Regions from separate parts of the Homo sapiens genome. Here region 2 is linked to region 1. A link is a loop called in an ENCODE intact Hi-C map of the cell type or tissue named here. Cell type or tissue: endothelial cell of umbilical vein. All regions are shown on one strand.

Evidence for each region. Hi-C counts contacts between places; a loop is a spot of excess contacts. Peaks named below come from ENCODE experiments on the same cell type or tissue, not always from the same donor. Only the 100,000 strongest peaks of a DNase experiment are listed, where the experiment ranks them.
Region 2: a loop joins it to region 1, with 8 times the contacts of the local background. A loop is called at or near these places in 11 of 110 quality-filtered maps.

Annotation. Positions count from the first base shown.
Region 1 is chr5:155,026,925-155,029,424 of GRCh38, forward strand. No RefSeq gene overlaps it. Among named protein-coding and RNA genes, the nearest start is that of KIF4B, 14 kb to the left of the region's middle. In endothelial cell of umbilical vein, a CTCF peak has its summit at 1,318 (motif pointing left); no DNase peak of the experiment used is centred here.
Region 2 is chr5:154,966,066-154,968,565 of GRCh38, forward strand. MRPL22 (mitochondrial ribosomal protein L22) reads left to right here. Exons shown (of 7, transcript NM_014180.4): 7 at 621-2,500. The coding sequence ends at 832. Among named protein-coding and RNA genes, the nearest start is that of MRPL22, 26 kb to the left of the region's middle. In endothelial cell of umbilical vein, a CTCF peak has its summit at 1,561 (motif pointing right); DNase peaks (open chromatin) are centred at 556 and 1,566; H3K4me3 peaks cover 361 bases; H3K27ac peaks cover 2,031 bases.

The DNA.
Region 1 (2,500 bases):
CTAGCTCCCAGCTTCTCTGTGGGGAGGGAAAGAGACCACACATCCAATGCTCTAACTTTTCTGGATGCTGCCTAAAGAACTGGCTTCTTTCTTGCCTGTCTCAGAGCATTAATGGAACCTAGCATTCTAGTCACCTGGGGGCTAGTGAAAGAAAGATAGAATTTTTACCTAGCATATAATTAGTCATCACTCCCCGCCACCCAGCTTGGTGCACAGTGAGCAGGTAGAAAAAAAAAAACAACACTCAAATTCCAGCTGCTCCTTGGGGGAGGAAAAGAGTTGGACAGCGTCTAATGATCTAAGTTTTTGGGGGGCTTCCCAAGGAATTGGCTTCATTTTTCACTTGTCTCAGAGCACCAACTGGACCAAACATACCTGGGAGTCACTGAAAATAAAGAAAGCAGGTTGGACTAGCAATAAAAGTTTGAGGCCCCAGAATTTCTGGCTGGGCTGGTTGATGAAGATATTCTCCTATATGAGGCCAGTCCATGAAGACTAGGAGAGGTGGACTTTTTTTTTCTAATGAGCAGACACCAACACAGTCAAGGTAAATTAATAAATAAATATTCAAGGTGAATGAATAAATAGGGAAATATGTTCCAAACAAAAAGGAACAAGATAAATGTCCAGAAATACCCATCATAAAGATGCTTACTGAGAGGACTTCCAGTTCCAAAATGGTGGTGCAGAAGCAAGCTGGATTTACTCCCCTTCACAGAAAACCAAAAACAAACATTGAGTGCTGAGATTATCCTAAAAAATACGCCAGAACTCAAATATGAAGATGAGATAGCTCCCAGGGCCTCAGAGAAGTGAAAAAAATTCTGAGCAGAGAATAGGACTTCCACATCTGTGATGCTCCTCCCTCCATTCTGCCCAGCACCAAGCATGCAGAAATATTTTCCCCCAATTCACTGTCTCTACACTGGAAACAGTGAGACTAAGGTGGACAACCATCTTGGATGCCCTGGCAGGAGATTTGTCCCTTCCTTAAGCCACGGGTAGCATCGAGAGTGTCTGAAGAGAGAAATATCCCTGAAGACAGGCAGAGACAAAGTGGGAGTTATGATTACCATTTCCAGCCCTGGGAACTCTGCTCTGTAACTTGGCCAAAGGAGATGCCAAATCACAGTAGCACACCACGCTGAAGGTGGTTCATTCCACAGGTCCCCTGGGCACAAACCCCTAGCCAGCTTTCCCACAATGCTGGGATATCCCCTTTAGGAGCTTCTGCATTCAGGAAGGACAGTGCTTCAATTATTTACTAGAGCTGAGGAGAACCTGGGCTTAAGGTGCCACCTAGAGCCAAAGGGGAGGCAGTGACCAAATAGTAAAGAACATCCAAGCAAACACATCTAATAAAAACCTAAACAAGCCAGTTAGAGAAGACTGGAATAAATAATTAAAGCAATACAAATACATAGACATACATCCATAAGAAGTAACAGCAAACAAGGAACCATGATCTCCCCAAACAGACAAAGCAAGGAACTAGTAACTGACCCTAATGAGATGGTGATATGTGAGCTCTCTGAAGAAGAATTTAAAACAGTAGTTTTAGGGGATCTCCAAGATAACACAAAAAAGCAAGTCAGAAATTTATCAGAAAAATTTAACAGAGATTGAAATAATTTTAAAAAATCAAACAGAAATCATGAAACTGAAAAATATATGTGCTACACTGAAAAATTTATTAGAGGGTCTCAACAGCAGAATTGATAGAGTGGAGAAAAGAATCGATGAGCTAGAAGATGACTATTTGAAAACACACAAACAGAGGAGAAACAAAAAGGATGAACAGCAAGATTGCCTACAAGATACAAAAATATTACCTTAAAAGACCAAATCTAAGAATTATGGATGTTCAAAAGGCAGCTGAGCAAGAGTACAGGGTAGAAAGCTTATTCAAAGAAATAATAACAGAAAACTTTAAAAAACTTGGTGAAGTTATAAATAACCAGGCACAGGAAGGTTAGAGAACACCAAATAGCTTTGACCCCAAATAAGACTACCTCAAGGCATGTAATAATAAAATTCTCAAAGGTCAAGGACAAAGAGAGAATCCTAAAAGTAGCAAGAGAAAAGAAGCAAATAATTTATAAAGGAGCTCCAATTCATCTGGCAACAGACGTTTCAGTGGAAGCCATACAGGCCAGGAGGGAATGGAATGACATTTTCAAAGTGCCAAAAGAAAAAAACTGACATTCAAGAATACTATATCTAGCAAAATTATCTTTCAAATCTGAAGGGGAGATAAAGTTTTTTTCCCAGACAAACAAAAGCTAAGAGAATTTACCACTACCAGATCTATCTAACAAGAAATGCTAAAGAGGGTTCTCAAATCTGAAAGAAAACAACACTAACGTGCCAAAAAAATTGAAAGTATAAAACCCACTGGTAAAATTGACTGCACAAACAAACCCAGAGTACTGTAATACTGTATTATTATTTCCTACTCATAACTCCAGTATGAAGCTCAACAGACAAATTTACCAAAAAC
Region 2 (2,500 bases), 61 kb before region 1:
TGAGCCTACAGGACCTTGTGTAATCTTGCCCTAGCTTTATCTCTAATCTCTTTTCCTTGTTTGTGCTTCTCTTCCCCTTGCTTACTATGCTTCAGCATGGTAGTCTTCTTTCTTTTCCTAAAACAAGCCGAGTGCATTCCCACCATTGGGCCTTTGCACTTGCTGTTTCCTCTGCCTGGAATACCCTGTCCCTAGATATTCAAATAGATGATTCATTCTGCTCTTAGATCAAATGTCTCTTTCTCAGGGATGCCTCTTGACACTCCCAGTCTGAAGTCCCTTACACCCCATCATTGTCTGTCATCTCATTCTGATTTATTCACAGCACTTGTCACTAGCTGAAATTATCATTTTATTTTACGTCTTTCTTCTCCAGAATGTAAACTGCTTGGAGGCAGGGGCCTTGCCAGTCTTGTGCACTCTTACTTCTCCAACACTAGAATAGTGCCTGGTCCTTAGTTAGCATTCAGGAGATAGTTGTTTTGAGACAAGCCTGCTCTAGCCAACCAGTGAGCCCATGTAATCTCAGAATCCAGTCAAGGAAAGGACAGAAATTGCTCAGCTGATCAGGCTTGTGGATAACACTCATTTCCTGTAATTCTCTTTTTCTTCCTGTTTAGCTGAGTCCACCTCAGGACGAGGCCAGTGCCTGAAACGCATCCGCTACCATGGCAGAGGTCGCTTTGGGATCATGGAGAAGGTTTATTGCCATTATTTTGTGAAGTTGGTGGAAGGGCCCCCACCTCCACCTGAGCCACCAAAGACGGCAGTTGCCCATGCCAAAGAGTATATTCAGCAGCTTCGCAGCCGGACCATCGTTCACACTCTATGATGAGGAGATTCAGACTCCACAGTGTATATATTTTGCCATTTATTTTCTAAAAATAAACAAAAATTGAAGGCAAATGCTTTTTATGATTTCTCATTGAATTATTGAAACAGTGTATAACTGCTAGTTGTAAATGAATATTTATAAGGCTTTGCCCATTTCTTTTGAGCCTCTGGGCATATTTGTATGCATTTGCGACTTGGAAGGGGAAATCAGCTTTAAACATAGTAACAGACTATATTTCAAAAGGCTTTTGGAGTAACTTTGAAAGGGAATGTTAACTTTCCAACTAGTGTCCTGCAGGTGGCTGTTTTGATACTGGACTTGAATACAGTGTTATGAGGTAAGAAAATTGCTTTTATTTCACTTAATTTTCTCTTGGGACCATGGGAAGTTAGAGTGGCTGCATGTTGTTTCATTACAGTATTTTAGGGTGTTCAGTGGTACCGTTTTTCCTTTCACTGTTGGCACAGGCCAGTGAGTCAAAAATTATATTTTCCTTTACTGTTTTAGCAGTAACTCGAAACTACAGGAGTTTATTAGATATACGAATCTAAAACTCCAAAAACCTTTAACTTTGAAAATTTTCTTTTGGTTAAGCAAAGCCTGTTTTTATTTCTTCTTCCAACAGTGCTTTATATTGTTTGGATATCTTGTTTAGGATTGATTTATTTTTCAGGGTAAATTCAATTACTGAGAGAGGAATTGAACCAATCTCAGCATTGCATTCTAAAATGGGGCAGTAGGTGGCACTCAACCTTTTATTAGCAGAAAATTGTTAGTTTCAAATTAGAGTGTTCAACACTGCTTCCCTCTCATTCATACACGTCTTCATTAAGAAGAAGTACTCTTTGTCTACAGCCCTAGTCCAACTTTTGCATGCAAAAGAAGAATCGAGGATGCTTGCTTGTTAATGCAGACTTCTGGGCCCCACCCCAATGATTCAATTCACTAGGTCTTATGGGGGGCTGGTTTCAGAAATCTATGTTTTAAACAAACACTTCCAGGTAATTCTGTTGTAGGGGACTACGCTTTGAGAATACGGCTTTAGGAGAATGAAAAAATGTAGTTTTATTGCCATGTTTTAAGATGGCATTAATAATAGTTACTGTTTACTGGGAACTTGTTATTTGCAAGCTCTGTGCTAGTATTTTACATAATTCTTCACAACATCCTGAAAATGTAGCTTTTGTTTTACCACTTTACAAAGGAATAAACCGAAGCACACAGAATTCAAATAACTATCACAAGTCACACAGCATGTAAATATTGGGGCTATGATTGAAAGGTTTCTAAAGTAGCTGGTTCTGCATACCTTTTGAGTATACAGCTGGGTTTTTGTGTCTCTCCAGTTAACCTAATGCATGGGTAAAAAGACATCAGGGGTCAGTGGAATAAACCAAGGTGTAGGACAGATTCATTCTGGGTCCTAAGCTGTTGTAGCATGGAGTCAGGGAAATAACACTGGAATATTAAAAGGTAACCTTCATTCTAGTCTGTGCATTCTCATTAGCCAGAAAGAAGACTGGATAGGTCTCTTCCCTTGCTGGCCTCCATTTCATTCATTTATGAAACAAGAGACTCAATGTTCTCTGTAGAAAACCTTTTTTAGAATCACTTGAAGAATTTGTTTAAAAATGCAAATTCCTGGGCTCTACTCTCAGACTAAGT